2 separate regions of the Homo sapiens genome follow, and region 2 is linked to region 1. The links are chromatin loops, found by intact Hi-C in ENCODE. Cell type or tissue: Calu3. All regions are shown on one strand. Links, peaks and the distances in the headings refer to the core of each region. The heading gives the core; the rest is flanking DNA.

What was found. Peaks named below come from ENCODE experiments on the same cell type or tissue, not always from the same donor. Only the 100,000 strongest peaks of a DNase experiment are listed, where the experiment ranks them.
Region 2: it touches region 1 in a loop (2.2-fold over the local background); 15 of 110 quality-filtered maps call a loop at or near these places.

The regions. Positions count from the first base shown.
Region 1 is chr10:125,146,866-125,158,828 of GRCh38, forward strand. All of the region lies in intron 1 of CTBP2 (C-terminal binding protein 2), which reads right to left. Among named protein-coding and RNA genes, the nearest start is that of CTBP2, 7.7 kb to the right of the region's middle. RefSeq lists enhancers at 2,435-2,729, 4,614-5,575. In Calu3, for the core only: no CTCF peak of the experiment used is centred there; DNase peaks (open chromatin) are centred at 2,596, 5,206, 5,446, 10,126 and 2 weaker places.
Region 2 is chr10:125,096,918-125,108,880 of GRCh38, forward strand. All of the region lies in intron 2 of CTBP2 (C-terminal binding protein 2), which reads right to left. Among named protein-coding and RNA genes, the nearest start is that of CTBP2, 58 kb to the right of the region's middle. RefSeq lists enhancers at 5,737-6,561, 9,869-10,388. In Calu3, for the core only: no CTCF peak of the experiment used is centred there; a DNase peak (open chromatin) is centred at 5,464.

The DNA.
Region 1 (11,963 bases), core at 2,208-10,207:
GCTCAGTCAGTATCTGTGAATGAATATCCTAGGAGGACATGATTAATTACCACCCCATTGCCAGGGCCTGGGGTCAGGAACATGCTCAAACATCACAGCAGATCTGCCACCCAGCTGCACCTGGTCCAGTTACCACAGCTGCTGCTGACTGAGCACCCACAAGAAACCAAACAGGATGCCACCAAGCAAGTCGACAGCCCTGGTCACTGACCGGCAAACGCACCCATTCCTCAGGGACCTGGGAGGGTGAAGGGAGCTATGATGATGACGTGTGCACAGAGGGAAGGGCAGACACAGTTCCTTTTCCTCAACAAATATGCTCCTCGGAATGTGGCCTGTCATGCCCACGTTCACTGTGGTTTATGTACTGAGGCCTCAGTAGAGGAGAATTCAAACCTGAGCGACCCTTCTCAACAGGCTTCACCTGGGCAGGGTGGCTGGGGCAGCACTGGGCCCCCACCCTGGCTGCCCATCAGGCAAGGCAGTTTTTTTCTTCCTTCTCCAGGAAGAGAAAGTAGGTCTTAAATAGAAAGTAAATATTTTACTGAGCGTTTCTTGGAGTGACCTAATACGTAGTAACATCCCACAGACTAAAATTAACCTCGTGAACAGTTTTCAGTTCATTGCTTTGGGCCCCAGGAATCAATGAGAAAGAAGACGGCTGCTCCCAAACTAAGCCAGCCCCACCAGCCACTCCCCTTCCCTACCACAGGGCACGACATCTTCCAGGTATTTTTAACATAGCACCATGACAGGCTTGGCAGCTCACACCTGTAATCCTAACACTTTTGGGAGGCCAAGGAGGGAGGATTACTTGAGCTCAGGAGTTCATGAGCAGTCCGGGCAACATGGCAAACCCCATCTCTACAAAAAATACAGAAACTAGCCAGGTGTGGTGCCCTGTACCTGTAGTCCCACCTACTTGGGAGGCTGAGATGGGAAAATTGCTTGAACCCGGGAGGTCGAGGCCGCAGTCAGCCGTGATTGCGCCACTGCACTCCAAGCCTCGGCGACACGGTGAAACCCCCATCTCGGGAAAAAAAAAAATTCTAACAAACACATACGGTACGTCAGGCCAGTTCTAAAGGCTTTAGAAACACTACTTCATTGAATCCTTACAACACACCCTCTCCTTACCCTCATTTTACAGATTCAGAAACCGAAGCCCTTTGCAAAGGCCTCCCAGTGTGGGAGAGAAGTCCAGCATTTCTTTCCATCCCTTCTTTGCCACACTTCCTTGTTTTGCCTCTACTAAGCTCTAGGAGGGCAGGACCATCTCTCCTTGGGCCGAGCCTCAGTGTTTGAAAGGAAGAAAGACATTCACGACCTTCCAGTGGGACCTCTCTGGTCACCAGCCACCAAAGTGAGCACAGCAGTTAGCTCAGTGCTTTCAAAGTGCGCTGCCGGGGCCCCTAGAGCAAAACTTTGGATCTGAGCCAGGACCCTGACATGCCAAGTAACCACCAGGTTGCAAAACTCCCAGCTACAGGCGTGACCAAAAAGGTGGTCCATGTGCTGCTGCAGCCCCCTTCCCACTAACCACAGCGAACCCAGGCTCTCCCTCCCACCTTGCCCGCTGCTCTAGAAAACAAAAGAGAATTAGGAAAGTAAACTCCTTTTTAAGCTTCCTTGCTGAGAAATATTTTAAAAGACTGCTCTGAGGGGCCAAGTAACATACGGGATTTGCTTCTAAGCTCTCGGGCCTGACTGGGACACAACCAGGGACCCAAAAGCACAACTGGGTTGAGTCATAACCCCCCTCCCTTCATCCTCTACGGACATGAGAGCCTCAACTAAGACATTCTCGAATTTACCACAGGAGTGTCTTCCTTTGCCCACTATTTGGAGCCATGTGGCCAATTTAGGATAGAAAAATATTACCCACTATTCAAGGCCTTCCTTAAATGCTGAGGAAGACATCACTGCAGACACAATTCCAACTTTAATTGTGAAATCTCCTGGCTTTTGTCACTTGAAGCCTCATTCTTAATCCCAGGCTTAGCTGAGAAATGAGAAGGATGTGTGCAAGTGGAGGAAAAAGAATCCTCAACCCTGAGTGAAAAGCATGCGCCGTGGAGGAGCGAGGAGAATGGACACTCTGAAGATGCTAGGGCTGGGAAACAGGGTGCTGGGGAAAACTGGCTCGCTGGCCTCAGAGCTGCGGCAGGTCCACCACTGCGCCGTGTTCTGCTGGAGGAACCTGGATGCCAGCTCAGTGGATCTTCTGCCCAGCGCAAAGGATCCCTGAAACCTGGAACAGGACAGGGGACACACCATAGACACGACATGGGCTCTGGAAGACCACTCACAAGGCCCGGCTCACAGGAAATGACCATTCATGGGAACCTGCACGCCGCAGTCATTCTCATGCTTAGATGCCACTTTCCAAGCAACAGCCTCTGAGAAAGCAGCTTCCCCCTTCTCAGTGTCCCAGTGAGGCACCACAGAAAGGAGAGGGCTGGCCCAGGGATGATCCTGGCCCCACCACCCTCTTCCAGGTGGAGTGAAGTGGAAGGAGACCTGTTTAAAAACTGCAGGGGGCACTTAAAATGGGCTGACTCTATTCATACCCAAGCTGGAGGTGAGCCAGGACACCGGGACTCACATGACTGATTTGTCAAGAGACTCCTCCCAGCACTTCCTTGAGTCATCCACAAGACAGAGCAGAATCCAAAGGCCAAGATGGAGGCGGGGGGCACCCAACATCCACACCACCCCCGGCCCCACCAGAGCCCCAGCGGAAACCAAGGATTTCCAGAATACACATGTGCTCACAAGTGTACACACGTGTTCACAAAAAGAAGAGAAGGGTTGTAGAATAGGAAGGTAATCTTATAAAGAAAAGCCTGTTTTTCAGGAAAACCTTCACCTTGTGGGGACCTTACCCTCTATGGAAAGCCAAGGTCAACCTGGGAGCTCCCGCATCACCTGCTCCGGGTACTCTTCCGGTGGAGCGGGGCTGGTCTCTGGATTTGAAGACACACCCAACTCTGTGCCATTCCCTGTCAGTTCTCTGATAGCCTCTTTGAAAAGAAGGCTGTTCCCTTTGTTCAGGAGTATTAATTCAAATTCCTTTCTAAGGCCCACACCACACGGATGCAGGGGAGCGACCCAAAGGAAGTTCACCCGGCAAAACCTAGTTTCTCCCTGGTTTTCACAGGAGTGGTGCAAACAGACTATCACAGTTAGGAGAAATCCTAAGCATCTTCCCTGTCTCTTGACCCCCAACTCCCCAACGTGGAACCCACAAACCAGATCCTATTTCAGGTGTGCACATGGCTCCAGTTGAATGCCAGAGGCAACCAGAGTTGGGGAGGGGTGCATCCCATGGACCCAAGCCCTCCCTCGAGGGAGATGGGGGGTGGAGGGCAACTGAGATCACACTATCCCAGACCACAAACATGGTCTTACCTATTGATGAAATGATACCTGGCCACTAAATCCAATTTTACCACATGAAACCCTAAGCACTGTGAAAGCTACACACATAACCCCAGGAGAGTGTGCCCATGCATTCTTGGAGTGTGGGGTGGTGCTGCATCAGAGACACACAGATGAGGGCAAGGGAGAAACAGCTTGGGAGGAAAGAAGGAGTCTAGTCTTGGTTAGTGTGGCAAAGCCATCCCCAGACATTCCCGTGTCCCAGTCAAAGGCCACAAGAAGCCTCGGTCAGCCACAGAGAAGCCAGAGCCAGGCGAAGTTGGTAGTAACTAGCCAGACTTAATTACCTAAGCTCCCTGGCCCTGACTCTTCATTGGTAAAACAGTGACTAACTATCACCTGTGCCTCTGCGAGGACAGCGCTGTGCTTGGCCAGGGCTGGAGAGCCGATCTCAAGGCAGGTGTCTGGCCTTTTCCCGGACATAGTGAGTCTGTGATCCAGAGTCTGACCCACGTATTCAACGGGGCCTGCCTCACTTCCTGCTCTAGGATGTTTTACATTCACTGCACTTTTGGAGTGAATATTCACAACAGCCTGGCTCCTGTTTGGAAGCCTGAGGCAGGCCCCGTTGAATACGTGGGTCAGACTCTGGATCACAGACTCACTATGTCCAGGAAAAGGCCAGACACCTGCCTTGAGATCGGCTCTCCAGCCCTGGCCAAGCACAGCGCTGTCCTCGCAGAGGCACAGGTGATAGTTAGTCACTGTTTTACCAATGAAGAGTCAGGGCAACGCAACAACACACAATGGCCCAGCGAGCTAGTGCCAGACACTAAGTAAGTGCTCAAGAAATGGTTGCTCTCTAGTTACTTGAATAACAGGTAGAGCGCACTTGAATGGCTGCATAAGTTTCTGGAGCACCAAATTAAGTCTGCAAAACATAGAGGCGAACACAGAAATTCCTCCATGGAGAAGACGAGGGCAAGACGAAACGGGCCAGATCGCACCGTCCTACCACTCTGCGCTCGGACAACCTCTAGTCACATGCCTCGCCAGGCTTCAGGTGTTGGGAGCCGCCGGGGTGAACAGCAGAGAACGCAGCAGAGGCGCGCAAATGTCACTCGTCCTCGACGTGGAGTTCTGCTGAAGGTCTCAGTGGCCCTCGCTGTTTCCCACAGCAACTGCCACTGCGCTATTTGTACTACAAGGAAAACACCCAGATTCGAAGGTTATCCAAGAACCGTGGTCACCCCCAAACACTGCCCAGGAGACGAGATCCCAAGCCGGTCAAGTGGAAATGATGCCGCTGTTTACCGTTTGCTTGCAACTCAGCCACCATCGCGCAGTCAATCAACGAACCTCACCACTCACCACGACCCCAGGAGTCCCCATGAGTGCCCGGAGTCCGCGACCGCTGCGGGGTGGAGGCGGCTCTGGCCTGGTGCAACCAGGTCCCCGCCCCTGCTCTGAGCCTCGAGTGCGGGCTGGGGGCCAACCTGGTGTCCCGCGTGGTCTCGAGGCTCCTACCTTGCCGGGGCCTCGCGGACCGGAGAGGGGCCGGCGACCCTGCTGGCTTGAGGCGGCGTCTAGCTGGACCCCCGCCGCCCCGGGTCCGAGCGGCCCCGCCCAGCACAAAGGCCAGCGGGAGGAAGGAGGAAGTGGGCACGGAGCGGGGGGAGGGGGCAGGGCCCATTCTCACACCTCTCAACGACTTCCCCGCGGCGGGAAGCGGCTCCATTTACAAGTGTAAAGGCGAGGCGCGAGGTGGGGGGGCCCGGGGGTGTCAGATACCGCGGCCCGCGGAGGGGCCAGGGTGGGGCCGCCAAGTGCCCTGCGGGGGGAAGAGGGCACAGCTGGGGCGGGGCCGCGCCGCCAGGTGTTCTGGCCCGCGGGGGCGGGGCCTCCAGGTCCACCCGCCGGGAGGAGAGGGGCGAACCCCAGGGATGGAGGGGGCTTCACCTGGGGCTCGGGAGCCAGGAACCCCGGGACCCCGGGACCCCAGAAGCCCGGACGCCAGGAGGCCCGTCCTTGCAGCAGGGTGGGGCACCCCCGCGGTCCGGGAAATGCAGGAGACCCCGCCCCCTCCAGGTAGAGCGCGGCCAGGTGTGGCGGACTGGCGCTCCCCGCAACAGAAGGTCGCGCAGGACACCGGAAGTCGTCCTGGAGTCAGTCTGAGCGGATCGCAGGGGTTCCAGGCGCCCCAGGCCCCCCACACCGCGAGTCACAGGAACAAGGAGGAAAAACAGCCTCTTTATGACTTGGGGGAGGCAATTCAATATTTCTTCCTGGCATAAAATAGGAATTGCTCTATTTACCCAGCCCGCAGGAGCGTCGTGAAGATTAATGACTGTGAAATGTTTTTAAGATCAAAAACATTCCCAGATTTTACTTGTAGGCACTTATATGTGCATATTGGTATCTGTACAGCAAAATATACTCTTTATTGATTGCCCTCCTAGTGTGACTTCTATTCCGTAATCTGAAAGCCCCGAGATAAAGGAATCAGGTCTGTCTCTGCCTGCTCCTGAAACACTAGGAAATATGGGTAGGAAATGTCAGGTCAGCTGGGCATCTACGCTGAGCCTCTATCCAGTCCGCAGGGCAGATAGAGCAATCCAGAGTGCGGACCACAGCTGAACGTCTGGAGAAAGGGAAAAAACTTTAAGATTATTGGTCACCCCCCACTGGGAAGAAAACACAGTATCCTCCCCAGCTCATTAGGAGGTGCTCCCAAAGCCTGAGTCTCCATCAGGGTCTCGGGTGTTTGCAGAGCCTTGGCTGGCACTGGGAGCCAATGGTCAGCCAAGTTCTGCCTGTGCCAGGAGCCCACGCAGCCCATCTGGCCCGGCAGCTCCAACAGCAAGGCCTCCCTGTTCCGAGCAGAGTAAGGCCACATGACCGCACAGAGGACAATGTTGGGCTTCCCAGGGGTGTCTCCACTCCAGGCTGAACATTCTCAGTTCCCTCAACCGTTCCTGGGACATGGCTTTAAGAGCTCTCTCGGGCCCTGCCCGCTGCTGGCGCTGGCTGTACTCCAGGTGGGCAGGCCTGGGAGCTGGCTGCAGCAACACCAAGTGGGGTGTCCAGGATCCAGATGGATTTGCAAGCACTGCCCCCACCCGTTCCCTTGGTCTCCCTGGACCTGAACAAGCAGCGGATAAGCCGACTGTGTTTGCACTTCTAGACTGCACGAAAGACCATCCATCAGCAAAATAATAAACTCACAGCTAGAGCTCATTTAAAAGGAAAGGTGCACAAACTCCTGGCCTTTCACCCCCTCCAGCAGAGAAACCTCGAATGCTCTGTTTTCCCCTCCAAACTCTTCTCCTCTCATTTCCCCTCTCCACCCTCCCGCTGCCACACACACACCTGCGGCAGGTACAATACTATCACTTCCAGGTTAGATTCTGGCCACTTACACCATAAAATGATTCTTTGCTAGCCTCATTTTATAGATGAGATTTTTAAATTCCATCTTGGAAAAAGAAAAGCCCCATTAGGCCAGAGGAGTTGATCTCCCTCCACGGTCTAGGTCTTCGGTTCCTTCCAGAGAAACTTCCTCAGGTTCCATGACTCCATAATAAAGTTTTTGTTTGTCCTGGGACGGGACAGATTGCTGGAGGCCAGATTTCAGGCATGGCTGGAGCACAGCCACGATAAGCTGGACTTTACAAGCCCTGAGCTTGCTTGTGCTGCAGGAAGACCTACACACACTGTCTCTGTGACACATCCTTTAACGTGGCCCTTCCAGGCTTCTGCCACAACGTGGGCTGGAATGAGACACAGAAATATTGCCACTATTTCCAGACAATCTTTAAGGCAGCTGACAGTTTCTTTTAGTCATAATTAAGGATTTGTTTTAATGCAAGAAGCACATTTCTGCTGATCAGAGGAGAGCTTTGGAGGAAGCACAAATCAGCAATACAATGGAAGGTAAGTATTTTTGTATTTTATAAATGAGAAGGATTTTTAGAACCCCACGGATGAAAAGCCCAGCCCTCCCTCTCCCCCCTCACCCCTGCCTCCAGGGCTTTTCTGGACTCACAGAAGGCAACAAAACCAAAGGCAAGGCTGGCCACCACCAGGATCAGGGGCAGACAACAGCAGCTATTCAGGGTTCCCATCCTTTAAACACCAACCGATCTTTGGGAAAAACGAAGTCTCTATTATTACCTAGGACAAAAGTCACAATTCTCTATAGAAACAAAATCATCACTTGTCCCATTCATAAGATCCCAACCATTTCATCACAATTTTTGTGAATATTAAGCCAACTCTAGGCAACCATCTGTTAAATTTAGTTAGGTAAACAGCTAAAGCAGATCACTTTCTAAAACATTCACTGAGGGAGGGACTAGGCATATACACATGCAAACTACAACTGGTTCTCACCGAGTGTCGTTGCTAAAAAAACTGAACAGGCTTCAGACACCAACAATGGTTAATGATCTACATATTATCTACATATTCCACTTAAGGTGAGGGTTAGAAAGTGAGGGGCCAGGAATGCACCTCCCTTAAGCTACAGAGTTGGTTCCACTTTGGGACCTCGGCTCCCACGTGGAAGGAGAAGGGCTTTGTGAATGGGGGAGGAGCTTTTTCCGAAATGGCAGCAGCTACGCAAAACATGAACATCCAGCAAAAACTTATTTTAGCTGCATTCTCCCTAATGCTACCAACAGATTAAAAACTACTTTAAAGTCAGGAGAGGAGTAAAAATAAACACAACTTCCTCCTGTGACTTAAGATGCCTCCTTTCTGAAGTTGAATATCATTTCCTAAAATCACATTTCGAGGGGGTAGAAAAGGTCTGTTTACTTTCCTTGAGGAACTCTTACTATCTGCCGTTAAAATCGTTCCTCAAAAAAGCAGATTACTGAGAAGAGAAAGCACACGACGTTCCTTAGCAGTCCAGAAAAGACCACCTTCTAAGAAAAACTCTGGAAAGGGGGCAGGCCAAATCTCCATGCCCGGCAAAGACGGATGAATGTGCCCCTGGTTCCCATCCCGTCCACAGCTCCTGAAGTTTCTGTGTTCTCCAGCAGTCAGAAGAATGAAGGCGAAACTAGCCCTTGGCTCCCATGGTCAACATTCCACACAAACAATGGCCTGGCTCTCTCCCTATTGTACATTCTGTATTCATTTGTGAATCCCCCCTTTTTTTTTTTACACAATGTGCAAAGCCCTTCTTTTCACAGGCGAAGTTCTGAATGCCCAAGTGCAGCCATAATTTAGGCTTTAAACATTAATAATGATAGCTAAAAGCAAACTCCAGATTATGCCCAAACATTAATTTGTGAATATCATTAGAGTCACACTGATGGCTTTTGGATACTCTCCATTAAATCATGATCAAAAGGGCCACTGAACACCTTTAAAATGGTTCTTAAGTTTTTAGCAATTATTAAATATAATTTTCCAAACCCCAAGATAGGATTAAAAAAAAAAAAACTCTTTCATAAGTCTTTGATACATATTCCATCAAACACAGACTTGAATGAAAATTAACTTCAAAAGATGAGGTGGGGAGGAGAAGCCTTGCATTTTCCCTTCTTTCCAGGAGTGCTGTAACTTTAACTTGCAGCAGCGTAAATTAAGACATGCTTACCAGCTGTAAGGGAGAAAACTGATATCTGCCAGGCCGCACAGTCTCTAAAAGTGTATCCATTCCAGCATTTCATGTGCCCACTAAAAGTTTTCAGCAGGGTAAGTTCACACAAGCATTCCTCCCCTAGCAATTCATAGAAAGATTGCTGGGGAAAAGACACCCCGAGATTTCACCACATGGGTCACTTCCATTAAGTACAAATACTTCTTTTTCCAGGGACAGACACACTGCCCTCCCATTTTTTAGTTACTACAAAAATATGTTCCACCCTGTGTAACAGACCTACCATCCCAAAGTGGAAATATTACCTGAGCTGTGCCCTGCCCAACTGATAAATTTCCCTTCCCAACCATGTGCTGTATGAATATATATTTGTGGCCTGATTCAGGGCCACAGGACACTAGGGCTGCTGCTTTTCCCTGATAGATTAACAGAGGGACCCAGGCTGCATGCACATACATTATGATGACAGCCCCTCTCTATGGAAATGACAGTGGTAAAAAAATGACAACTGGGGCTGCCATTCTACCATTGCTGTAAACTCTTTAAATTTTTTCCATTTAGGGAAAGCGTTAAGTGCAAAGGGTATAACTTTGCTTTCAAAAATGATTCATGATGTTAGTGAACTGTTGGCAAATGGCATTCTGGTGCTAGATCTCAGCAGGGCTACTCCCTCACTCAGAGGTGTCCTTTTCGGTTTTTTTTCAATCCGTGAATCTCAAGGATTTCAAATAGTGTGAGCTGTTTGTATTTTAACAGCAATGGTAACAATAAAAATATCATTTTAAAATCCAGTGCACTGCTTGTTCAGTACATACTATATATATTCATCATTTCTTTGCCTTGTAGCTGGCTACTCAGAAACTAAAAAGTTGTAGGTTGATTTTCTGGTTTTGTTGTTTGTTGTTGCTGTTTGTTTGTTTCATTTAATCTCTCTTTGAAACATTTTCCAGACTTAAAAAGTAAAATTTCTGGAGTTTTAAAAGTTAAGACTGAAGTTATTGATTATTCTCTGAAAGGGTAACTGACAAACTAGTTAATAATTATACAGATAGCAAGTTTTACCGTTTCATCTTGTGTACACGACCAGATTAACAATGGCAGGGAAAGCACACACAACTTGGCAGGGACAGGAACAGGTGTGCCCCGACTCTCAAAAGGCCAAAATATCTCACCAAGTATGTCACTGGCGTGTTTTTTACAATGGCAGTAGTGTTTGTTTTTAACTAGCCAAACGTTCTTACTTTCTTAACTTTAGAGAGATGTACTTTACGAATATCTTTCTCTTCACGGAATTGATGATTCAGTTCCACACATAAATTGCAACTCGTGCAAGGAAATGATTTTTAGGGACAATGAGGCTTTTTAAAATCAGTTAAGAAAAGGTAATTCACCCTGCCCCTCCCCGCAGGAGAACACCCATTCAAGGGTCAGTTTCAAAGCTCCCAGGCGAAACCGTAAATAACTCACAGGGTTCTGCATTCAACCTGCAGACTCTTATTAAGGTACAATTAGAGAGGGGGTTGTCAGGTGGGGGTTAAAAAAAAAAAAAGAGCGGGGGGGAGTCGGTATTCTTTACCTTATCTTTCTGAACAGGAAAAAGAATTAAACCCAAACCACCTAGTCAGGTTCAAAACAAGCTCCAAACCCAAGATCTTTTAATTCCCTCTAATAACTGCTTTCCACAGGGATGTAACTGGGGTCCCCTACCCCTGGGGCACAAAAAACCAATCAGCGCCATAAATTCCCTTTGCCTTCAACCCTCTCTCCCTTTTACAGGGGGGCAGGGTAGGGGGAGGGGGTGACCCAACATCAACACTTACACTCTACAGAAATATGCTGGCTTATTTCCTTTGTTTGCTCATGTTATACTTGATCAAGTGTGAACGATTAAACTGGTTTCATTAAAGGCAAGTGCATTCACGGCTAACATCCAACTTCAATGGCAACTGTAAGCATATTTTGCAAGAAAGAGGGCCTGTTTTTTTGCTTGAAATCTACCATCTCATTAACTTTTCTTTTGGGGGCAATAAAAAGGGCACTAGGGGTTTTTCAGGAGAATGTCAGAGCAGTTCAGAGATCTGATGCCAGACAAAAGAATATTTAGCGTTTCAACTCTACGATACAGTCTCTGCTAAAGAAAAAAATTCTGTTTCAACATTAAAGCAGCTATGACTGAAAATGTCTAATTAGCATTTTGACTATTACTTTATAATTGCTGTAAGAAGTATCCTTTGAAATCAAGTGATTACAAAAACAAGATCCTTTAAAGTCTCATTACTTCAAAATAGAAAAGATTTATATTTAAAAAAAAAGGGGGGGGTTAAAAACCTCAGAATTCTCAAAGTACATGAAAACTACCCACTTCTACTTGGAAAACCCTCGAGGCAAAACAGCAATCTTAGGTACTGAACACGAGGTAATTTTTAAACTGTCTTCGAACCCAAACACCTAGTAGAGAAAGCTATCTTTTTTGAAAGGGTGGTATGAGTCGATATATTTCGCCCAAGTTAGAAAGGCAGAAAGAATCACTTTGTAAACTTCCCCAAAATATAACGTCCCCTCAAAATTATCCATGTCAGATAAAAATATACCAGTCTCTAGAATATCCAACAGAATTGCAAATAAGGCGTTTAGCATTTTAAATTCCCAATGCATATTTATAGAATAGAATTCTCTTGTCTATCCTTCCAGCCACTCGCATCAGACTCTCTAAGAACTTAACCCGATCTCCAATCTTTAAAGAAAAAAGGGGGTAAATACACAGAAGGATTGTTTACCCCGGACAGGGCAAGGAAGCCCGGTATGACGACGTAGGCCATTGCCAGCAGCCTCCACCACGAGCACGCAGAGCGGGGATTTCTACGAAAAATTCCTCCTCTTCCCTATAAAATCCTAAACGTGGGGTCCTCTGCAGCCAACTGCCGCTTGGGCCGCCTCCGGAAAAAGTACCGGGCGGGGGGAGGGGGGACAA
Region 2 (11,963 bases), core at 1,761-9,760, 50 kb before region 1:
TCTATTCATCAACTAAGTCCAAACATTTTAGAGTGTATCTGTAATGAAAAAATAGCTCTACATTTCTATCTCTTCTCATTAAAGTAAACCAGTTTTCCCTCTCTCAGTATATAAAACTGTCTTCTCTTCACATAATTTATATTACCATAAGCTGGCACACATTCTAAACTATTACATGCCTCCAATTAATTTTTGCAGCTTTTGCCTGAAAATTTAATGAGATAGTAGTGGATGAACCTGCTGACTCCAGATTATGTGTGTGCTCCCAATATTAATGTTGGCACAATAAAATAATCTGATCCACACCTGACTCAAGCATTTCCCCTCGCTGGGGTATAAAGGTAATATGGAAACCAGGTCCGCTCATTTCAGTCTTTTAAATCCAATTACAAAATTTACTAGTCTCAAATTAAACTGCTCCTACTCATCAACCTGGGAGAAAAGGAGAAAGCAGCAGCACAGTCTAATTATCCCAACACCATTTCTATCAACACTGCAGGGAACAGTTACAATGGATGACTATTTGTCTAAGGCCTCAGTTCTCTACCGTGGAGAAGTCACAAGCCGCACTCCTCAAAGCCAACCCAAGGAAGCCAGCGCAACCCCCGTGATGAGTACAGGGTACAAGGAAGCCTGTTCTCTGTCCCGCTGCTACAGGCGCGCCTTAGGTGCATGCCTCACGTGGGGTCCATACCATTCACAATTTGTACACGTGTGCATATCAGTGTGTCCATGTCAGATGTATGTGTGCACACGTGTGAGCATGCACACGTGTGAGCATGTACATGTGCCTGAGTTCAGATGAATAGGTGAGGGGCATTGGCAACTTGAAGTCTCAATGACAGGCCCTCTGTAGTTCCTACTTTTTGCCAAAGGGTTGAGGTACAAGCAGAAGGCAAAAAAGGCCGACGAGGCTGGGAGCAGTGGCTCACGCCTGTAATCCCAGCACAGCACCTTGGGAGGCCAAGGCAGGTGGATCATGCAGGTGGATCACTTGAGGTCAGGAGTTTGAGATCAGCCTGGCCAACATGGTGAAACCCCATCTCTACTAAAAGTAGCTGGGTGTGGCGGCGGGCGCCTGTAGTCCCAGCTACTAGGGAGGCTGAGGCAGGAGAACTGCTTGAACCCAGGAGGCGGAGATCGCAGTGAACCGAGATCGCACCACTGCACTCCAGTCTGGGCGACAGAGCGAGACTCTGTCTCAAAAACCAAACGAACAAAAAATGCCAACAATACCAGTAACAGCAGCAGCAGTCAGTAATCAATGTTCAAAAAGTGCCTGCTATCCCCGTTTTCTTTTTTGCCAAGCACTGAGACGGTCCCAGCCATCAGTCCACAGGTGTGTGGACCCAGCACGTGTTCAGCTCTTGGAGTGAACGGAATGGAACTTAGGCAGACTACTCCCCAAATTCCATTCCCTCCCTAGGCTGCTAATGACAATGACACCCACATACACTAGCCCTGGTGGCTGAGAATATAGTAATATCAAGAGAATACACGGTACCCAGCTGCGTCTGGTATATGCGTGGTCCGTAAGGCATCACTTGGTTGATGTGTGTTTAACAGCCCTTAGGAAGGCCAGGACCTGGGGATGAGCGGGCCATGCTTCCGAGGATGGGGGTTTATGTCCAAAGATGGCCAGAAGACCCCCCTATTTGTACCTGTGCCCTGCACCTTCACAGTGCCAATGACGCAGCCTGGGGCTGCTGCGGGTGAACAGAGAGAGAAATGGGGGAGGGGGAGAGAGAGAGAGAGAGAGAGAGAGAGAGAGAGAGAGAGAGAGAGAGAGACAGAGAGAGAGAGAGACAGAGAGAGAGAGAGAGAGAGAGAGACAGAGAGAGAGAGAGAGAGAGAGAGAGAGACAGAGAGAGAGACAGAGAGACACCCAGGCCTCGGAGCTGCCCACCCTGTGCTACTTTAGCCTGGAGTCCTGGCTACAGCAAAGACCAAGGGGCTCAATCTGCTCTGGGGCCACCTCCTCCCTGCGCCCCCTCCATCCCCACCACTGGGTGTGTGGGGAATGGAACTGCAAAGCTTACAATAAACTCAGCAAGCTCACCTGACTGAGCATTTACCAAGCCAGAAAGCCTCCTTTCCACGCGCTGTCGGTCTGCAAGCATGGAGTCTAGGGAGACACTGTAGAAAAGCCATCATACTAGCACACGGTCAGGCACGTTCAGTACGCACAGGTTTATACCAACATCTAAACTATTTTAGGAAAAGGCTGTGGAGCAGAACATGCTGGGTGTGCAACTGAAACCTAGACCTAGGTTCAAATCTGACGTCTGTTCTTGCCAAGTGCCAAGAGAAATCAATTAACCCCCCTTATCCATCAATTTATAGGAATAAAGGTAAATACCTCAACCTTGTAAGGCTGTGCCACACACATAGGACCAACTCAAGCTGTGCAGCGTCTGGCACGCATGCCACATGAGGCTTCCTTTCCGGGGCAACTGGCTGGACCATTCTGGGCCCTCCAGATTAAAAGGGCCCTTTTCAACTCTGCTTTCCTGACCAGAGAAGGCCTGGGACATGAGCCCCAAGCTCCACCACTCAGCCCTCCCCCCAAGTTCACTGAAAGATACCCCCATCCTGAACTCCAACTGGAGCCATCTCTCTCCACTCCCTTTTCAGGGGGCAGCTTTCAAAGGGTACAATTCCTCACTCTCAATAAAGCAATGCTTCCTGCCTTAGAAAACCATCAACAAGTTTGTATGGAAAATAAGCTCTTGAGTTGTCAAAAACCCATGGCTAAAGGAGAACCCAAATGGTGCCAAGCTACCAGGGGAGGTGGCACCTCCAAGAGTGGCAGAAGGGTCCCAAGGACTGTTCAGGTCCACGGTCTCTTTCTCTGGACCCATCACTCCAGCCAGTCTGGTCCAGGCTAGGACGGAGTAGGGATGGGGGTGATAGATAAGACCAGGTCTGGCCAGCCAGGCTCTTCCCAGAACCAACACAATCCCAGCACACTGTGGCCAGAAGCATCCTCAAAACAGGACTTTGCGCAGGCTCAGATTCAGTCCTAAGGCACCAGAAAAAACAGCCTTAAATTTGACACTGCCAAGTCCTGGGGGGGCGGACACAGAAGGTCTCATCTAGATCACACATAGACTCTGAAAACCTTCTCATATTGAAGAACGGGAGCTATTAACTGTGTTAACGGCATGCACAGATGTTGTCTACATCTAAAAATTCCCAAATACATCAATTAGCATATTATAAAGAATTTACTTCCATTTTCCCTTGACAGATCATAAAGACCAAAATGTAACGCTCATGTTTGAATTGACAAGTGCGTATGGCAGAAGATGCTGTATTAAATGCAGACAACAGTGAAAAAAATGGTATTTGATGATTGGCCACCCAATTCTCAGAGTACAATGTCAAAAGCCAGAAATCCATTTATTTAGTAACCAAAGCTCAATATCACACAAGTCACTTGGGCTCTGGTAAGGGAAGTTCTACCATCTGCACTTGGTAATTCCACTGTTCCGCTCATTTCCTAGGTAAGATACTGGGAGCATGTGTGGAAAAGCAAGACAAGGCTACAACCCAGGGGCAAATACACGTGCACACACGTACACAAATCAAAGGAACAAACATTTTTGGAAAAAAAATTTTTTAATTTAATTTTTAAACAAAAATAAAAGAAGGCGTAACAACATTCTTATGTGCTGAAATTCTAAGCATGTCTTTATTTGTATGTTTAGAAAGGATCCTTTTACAGGAAGGAAGGGCTGGAGGAGATAAGGATGAGAGGAAAAACGCGAATAACATAAAACTAAAATTAATAGATGCAGAGTTGTCCTTCTTCCCATTCTTCCAGAATCCTCTTCCTAGATTGCAAATCAAAATCTGCATTTAAATAGAATGTTTTTAGTGTAGGAAAGAGGAAGCCCTAGGGTACAAAGGTATTGCATTCAGGATCTATGGGCACAATACTGTATTTTAAATGAGATGAAGACTTTTGAAATTTACTGAATATATGACATATTCCAAACTGTCTTGTTATTACTACTATTTTTACTAAATTCTTCTATCCTAATAGGTGTTTCTCTTTTATGGCCAGAACTTTTAATAAAAGTAATGTGATATTACATCATTCTATCAATTAAATCTTGAGAAAAGATTACACGATCCAGGGATCTTATAAGCTGTGGGCTCTGATAATTCCAGCCATTATTCAGTGTGAAATTCAAACAGTCTGAATTCATTAACATTGGTTGTTACAAATCGGCATTTTTAGACTTTGCCATAAAATGCAGGAGTCCAGACCCAGTGACCTGAATCTAACCGCCTTTCATGTGAAGTGGCCGTGTTCCCGGCCTCTCCCAGTGTGGCTCTCGAGAGAAAGCCTCATGTCTTCGTCCTCTCCATGGCTGGCCTCAGGCTCTTTGGTCACACTTAATGTTCAGGCAAATTGCAGAGACCTCAAGCCATTTAAAGGAGTAGAGACATGTTCCCAGGGAAGGATGTCCATTACGAAACAGATGTCCAGGTGGGCATAGGAGCGGGTGCAGCAGCATGGTGCCAGCACCTCGCCTTGGCTGCGGCTGGGATCAGCACACCCTCACAACTAAAACCCCAATGCGTGACATTTGGGAAAGGCTTCATGGAAACCCCAAACCTTTCACTGCTTGATAGGAAAACATTATTACCAGGTCGATGGGCAAGGAGTGAGCAACCCACATCCCAAGTGCCAGGTGGAAGACAGAACCTTCAGGAACACAGCAGACCTTCACGACCAAGAAAGGTTTGAGTTCCGTTCGTCTTGCATCGAAATGTTCATTGCAACATAGACCACAGGTACCGGCTTGGAGAGATGCAACCTGTACTACCTTCCCCTCCAGCCCAGCCAGGCGAGCAGGGCATCTCCCACATGCTAAGCCTTTGGCTGTGTGCATTTACTGCTGCTACTGCAGCAATCATCTTTGTGTGTGTACATATATTCATGGGGTACAAGTGCAATTTTCTACATCCATACATTGCATTGTGGTGAAGTCAGGGCCTTCAGTGCCTCGATCGCTGAAACAATGCACATTGTACCCACCAAGCCACCTCTCATCAGCCTCCCTCGTCAGTCCCCATAATGTCATTCCAGACTCAGCAGTCATTCTTGACTAAGCTCTTAACATGTACCAGGTATCTGTTAAGCCCCGTTCAGTACTGTTTCATTGAATCCCCACAACTCTGAGATTAAGCACTACTACCTGCTGCATTTGCAAGAGGGGGAAACTGAGGCACTAGGCTCAGAGGGGCATAGTTTGTCCAAGGTCAACACCATCAGAGGAGGACAAGGTCAAGTTGTAAACATTTTTTGGCCATACCATGAGGACTCTGCCCTCCTGCCATCACCAAGGCCAGGACCAAGTCCTGTGCAATTAGAATCATTACCTTCCCCTTGCAAACATCAGGAGGAAGTGCCAGAGCCGCTGGGGCTCCTGGAGGGAGTGACTGTTATGATGCAATTCCATGCTAAAGAATTCTTCCTGGCCACATCAAACTCTGCATCAATCTGCTCTGTTTAAACACACAGGCAGAGAGGGCTTTCCGGCCTTCAGCAGGCCTCTGCAGTGCTGCCACTTAAGCCCAGGGTTTGCAGGGGGGTGGGGATCAGAGCACAAATCAATGTTGAGTCCTCCTTCCCAGAGGAAGCTGTCGCCCTGTGTCATGGTTTAGAGGTCATCTTCTGCTGTAATGAGGGAGTGGCAGTGAGTTTCAATTGAATTACAAAAAGCCAGGAGTACTGTACTCTCATCAAAGTGAAGGTTTTTTTTAACAAATGTGGGACTGGGGCCGTCAGTTACACATGCAGGAAACACCAGCTTCCAGGCCTCTGAAGGTGAGCAAAGCAGCAGCCACCATGCTGGGTCCTTGAATTTGATACAGAAGCCATCTGAGCTTTGTCTCGAGGGACCCAGGCCTACAGGACTTGCAGAGCCAGTGGGCCTTCTTGCTGTCCTCATCATCCCAGCTTGGATGTAGTCAGGTTGGCTGAACCACATTATCCCTCACCTACGAGGCTGCCGCAAGAGCAGCACCCACAGGTGGCGGGAGAGTACAGCTGGGTCCCCACACCCTACCTGCATGGGTTTAGACTCCCCGCCCTACTTGCACAAAGGAGAGGCGGGGGCATGACTTCACTTCCCTGCGGTGGAAAGCTCAAGAACACGGCGTGATTATCTCAGAACATGCACACCTCCCCTGAACAGGTAGTATAACATGCTGGGTTGCCTTCTGTCTGCAGAAAACACTCCCAGCTAACACAGAACCAACCCAGCCTTCCAGACAGCTGCTGCGATGCGCTCCTACATGTGCCCAGCCCACTCCACACCCCCCTGGCCCCACTGCAGCCTGGATTCATTCATTCAAAAAATTACTTCTGGGGCATCTACAATATGCAGGCCATGCACAGAATTAAGGGGACAATGAGCTCAAGGAGCTAGCTCTGCTTCAGGGAGCTGCGGAAATCACTCTGGAAGGTTCTAAGTTCGTAGTCAGAGTCCTGCTCCTTGGTCCAAGTCCATTTACAACACTTTTTAACTTCCCCTGATACAGGAATCAGAAGGCTCAGGGAGTGAGAAGAGACACCCTTGGCTGCTGCACTAAGAGGGACTGAAGACTCCCTCCAGACAACAGGCCACCCAGGCAGAGGGAGCCCAAATGCTCACAGGAAAGCCAACCCCAGGAGGTACAGACGCTTCTGCGACATGCAGAAGAGACAAAGTGGCCTCGAGCAGCTGGAGCCAAGGTCTCCTAGGACGCAGGCCCCATCCATGCCCCCCAGGCGTCCCACCACCGCGGAAGTGGGTGATAGGGAGGACTCACTTGCCATGACCAGCTGAACCAAGGGGTATATCCTACAAACCTGCAGTGTCCGGGAAAGAGGCGAGCTTCCCCCAGGAAAGGGGGCAAGCCTGTCCCACAGCTCTGGGACCCTCCTGTAAGCACCCTCCCACCCCTGCTGAAGAGCCTCTCCCCCTACATCCCTGAGGAAACTGATCACCCAAGCTGAATTTTTCAAGGAGTTGCAGGTTACACCCTACCCACGACAACAAAGGTTTCCTTTGAGTTAAACAACGTATAGCTGAACCGGAAGAGGGAAGGTGACCACGGGAAAGGTGTTGCATTACAAGGCTCAGGAATTCGATACCTTCACCACCAATTCTCGTTTTCCACAAATCCCTATTAAAAGACAGCACGGTACCGTTCCCAGAAATCAAGGCTCACACCACGTGGAGCTGACTGGATGCTCACGGGGACATTCGATCCCAGCGGCCTGGAGAAAGGACGGAACAGGAGGACCCTGTGCGGGCGCCATTGTTGTTCATCAGTATACATTTATAAAGAAACGGAAATTAAACACTGTCATCAGATGCTCTGCACTGCTGCTCATCCACGGCTGTGTTTTTTCATCCTCCCACATTAACATTTCCCCCTAATGTTCTATCTTTTTGCCATATATAATTAATTTTAACAGCTTCTGCAACTTCCCCACAGGTTGTTGCTGTTTCTTTTAAACAGTATACTGCTGAGAAATTGATTTGTTTGCTCCGCGTGCCTGAAGAAACCACATTATGAAATATGTATAAATGTCACTGTTCGGGCTGCTTCTCAGGATAAGTGCAGAAAAACGTTCCATTTTACCTCCTTACACAGGAGTCCACTCACGGAGGCTACTCGCATGTATTACCCGTGTGCTCACACACAAATGCCGATGAATTACGCAGCATTTTCTTTGAAAACCTCCTATTTATCCTTAACTGGTACAAGGCTAGGGGAATCATCTTAATTGCTACATGGAAAGAATGAATTGCAAAAGCATTCAGTCGACCAAGAAGACTTTATTTTTAACAGCATGGGGCCAGGTGGAAGTTGCCAAGTTTGCCAAAAATAAATGAATCAACCAATCAATAAAGCAAATGTGTTCAGCTGGTGTTAAATGAATGCCTGGGAAGAAGGAAGCCACAGACAGCACGTCCTTCTTTCTCCCCTTCTCCCGCCCCCACCCCTGTGAAAACACCAGGCCCGAGGACACGAGGGTCATGGGAATTCTCAGCCATTTCCTAAATCGTTACTTTTATTTATTTATTAATTTATTTGAGACAGGGTCTGCCTCTGTCACTCAGGCTAAGTAGAGGGGTGTGATCACAGTGCACTGCAGACGTGAGCTCCCAGGCTCACACAATCTGGCCACCCAGGCATAGGCAGGCGCCGCCACCTGGCCGAGTTTTAAAAACATTTTCTGGAGATGGGGTCTCCCTCTGTCACCCAAGGCTGAGTGCAGTGGTGCAATCATGGCTTACTGCAGCCTTGACCTCCCAGGCTCACACAATCCTCCCACCCAGCTACTCTGGAACCTGAGGACCACAGATACACACCACCACCTGGCTGATTTTTTAAAAAAATTTTTTTATAGAGATGGGGTCTTGCTATGTTGCCCAGGCTGGTCTCAAACTCCTGGGCTCAAAGGATCTGCCCTCCTTGGCCTAAATCATTACTTTAGAAAATGCATCCAATTATCTGCTCCTTCAACAATGGTCAAAATTCAGATCCAGATACTAAATCCTAAAATTACTGAAAGTAACCAGGCTCTTGCACTTCTGAGCTATTTTATCAGCATTTGTAGCTGGGGGAGCTGCTCTAAGTTGAAACTAATGCCCCTTTACACTTGAACCTGGCAGATCCCTCAAGCTTCAGTGAAATGCTGTGTGTCCTTCCATAAAGACCAACTGAAACTGCTTAAAACCAAGACATTTTTTTAAAAAAAAACAAGTTATTGGTCTAATGCATTCTAAGAGTATTAATACAATCAGCAATGGTAACGCATAAATGTTAAGCAAAAATATTTACAGAAAGAAATAACCTTTTCCTCTGCCACTAATCACACCCAGCAACACTTGATTAGTAAGCCAACATTTTAATAAGAGAAAGCTCACTTCCCTGCCTACTCATTTGCACATCGGCATCTACGCCCCAGCCTGAAACTTGACAGTAAACACAATGCACCACCACTCCCTTCAACAAGTGAGGCTCTGGCCCTGCCGCTCACTCCATCCACTCCTTCCCACTCTTCTTGCCTTTAACAAACACACGCTCCAAGCCTCAGAGAAATCAGCCGCTGACCCGTGTCTCTGGCTGTCCCACACAACAGGGCTGCCATCCCTCAGTTCAGTGGCCAGGCCTGTCTAGGGCACAAGGGGGTCTCCACCAGGGTTGGCTGATGAGGGGTAGCAGAGGCCCATTCTCTGCACACTGCCACACTCTCAGCGGAAAGATGCACCCCATGTGCGGCCCCACTTCACATGGACCAAGTGCTCTTCCTCCCACAACCCTGGGTGTGGGGACGGTACCATGACAAACCTGAGAAAGCTTCCAGGAATATCAAAGCCCCCGGGAAGCCATCTTCACTGTAAAGGGACCCTGCAGTGTATGGGAAGCCAGGCTCACTACCACAGTGTTTCCGGAAAGGCTTCCACCAGCAAGGGACGCGGGGCGACCTGAGTTTGGGGTTGCTTCATCGGCTCCTGAATGCCAGATATACCTAAGGCCACACATGCTGGCAGGTGGATCTGGGCGTCAAGTTCTTCACTAACAAAATGGGGGTCTTGGGAAGGGTATGAGGATCACGGAAAGAGAAGCGGACACCACGCCTCCATTTCCCAGCATAACGTCACTCAGTGGCAACAGAGACTCCTGGCCCCGCCAAGAGTGAGAGGCAAGTGTGCCCACCATCCTGCAGATGCCCTGCTCGGAGGTACCCCTCCAGCGAAGGAGCAACTCAGCAGGAACCCACCCAGGCCGGCCACACAGTGTTGACACATGGGTCACAGTGGGAAAATTCAGGCCTTCTGCCTGGTCTCTTCCTCCCTACTTTGCAAATCCACTCTGATGAGAACCAGCAGCCAGGGTGGCGCAGGAAGCGGAAAACAACAGTAACAGCAGAAAGCCAGACTCACCAGGAGAATGGAGGGCGTGACCCCTGTGTGACCCTGGACCCATGTAGATGCTAAAGCAAAAAGAAGGGGAATGGACGGGGTGATCTCTCCATCCCTACTTGGGAGGCCACACTAGGTTGCTGAGATGCTCAGGAGAGAAGAACAAACACTGAATCAATGCCTCCCATTTATCCTTGGGGGGTGGAGGGAGGCTGGGATTCCGAAGCATAACTCACATCCAGAAGGCACAGGAATAAAATCCAAGCAAGAACCAAGAGCTTCAGCGGGGGCCCCTCCTCCCCTACTCCGAAGGCTGGCTAAAGCTTCGCTGGCATCTTCCCCACTGCCCCATCTCAGCCTCCTGACTGTTTCTCACCTAGAGAACCCCAGAGATGAAAGGCCCTGTGGATCTTCCTCTGGTTTGTGGTTTCGGATGTTGGCAGTCTTGCTTCTGGCCCAAACACTGGAGCAGGATCACACGGCCCTAGCAAAGGCCCCACGGATGCATGCAGGCCAGGAGCTCAGGAGGCCAAGGGCCCGAAGGACTCTGGGGGCCACACACTGGGACCAGAGTGGCACAGTGGCCATGGCGCCAACACCTCCACCACTTCACAACCATTGACAATCGGACCCCAAGGTTTAGGTATGTGTTTCCAGAGTAATTCAATACTTTCCTTCTGTTTTTCATGGAAAAAAGATATCTGTCCTGCCAGAAGCAGGCTAGAGGACCAATGATCAGGAAGATGACCTCAACTAGGTGGCCTGCTACAGCCACAACTCAGATGGAAATCCAGCCTAGTTCCCACAGCAGATCAAGGCAAACCCCTCTTCCACCACCAAGCACACTGAGTTTCCAGCACTGTGTCACCTCAGACTGTCTTTCCCAGAGGCCCTGGTCGGCAGGCCAAGCTTCTACATCATCCTGGAGATCTGTCAAAATACATAATACAGCATGCATGGCAGCCGGAAACAGTCCTATCTTTGCAAAACCACAGCTGCAACTATTCTACCACCATTTTACGTAATATAATAAAAGTTAAGGGATTTGATTTGCATTCCCCCTCATTTATGAGCATTTAACCAAAAACACTTTTTCTGTGACACTTTTGTTAAAAAAAGATAATTGGGTACTGCTGCAAATATTAATGCTTAACAACAAAATAGTACTAAAAAACCATGACCCAACTGAAGTGATGGAGAACGAAGTCTTTTTCCAGGAGAAGCCAGCAAAGCCATCTGGCACATTGAGCTTTCATTCTGACAAATAGCAACATACAGAACAGATAGTAAAAGCAGAACATGCATCCGATCTAAATTTAGCACGTCACTATTCATTACTGAGAGAACGAGCCTCTTGTCAGGAGAAGGCTGAAGTGTTTGACGTCAAGTTACTAAAAAAGACGGCCATAAACCAAAATATTAAGTCTAGCACAACAGGAATGGGATGCTTTTAAAATTAGGACATGCTAAAGAAAATACTAAGAGGGCAAAAACGATGTATAAATGGCTCTAGGGCCTCACGGATTCACCATTACCTCTGATGGTGTCACGTGATTTTCATCTACCTCCTTCTTCTGTGCCCACATTTTAAAAGATGTGTCTAGACCAGAGATCTCAACAGGTGGGCTCTGGTTGAAATCCATACGTGGTCCTTACTTTGGTTACAATCCCACATGACCTCCTTGTGTTGCTGCATGTAGACAGCAGGCAGAGCTGGATACAACTCCCTGGGCATGGTGACGTTCCACAGAGCAGAAAGGGTCTGAGAGCAAACACACGCCTTCTGGGGCCATGTGAGAATTCCACCATGAGAGCATCTGCAAGTGGTCAGGGGAGAAGTTTTATCCTGCTTCTGGGGTGGGCTGGGCGGGGAGCAGGTGGGCCAGTGGGGCCACACTCAGTGTGTGCGTGGGCCGTGGACACCATGAGCTGTTGTCACAGCACAGTGACCATGCTCCAGTGATGGCCAGCTCCAGTACCACACCAAGTCTCTTAAGCTCTTCCAAAGTGCTATAAAAAACTCTT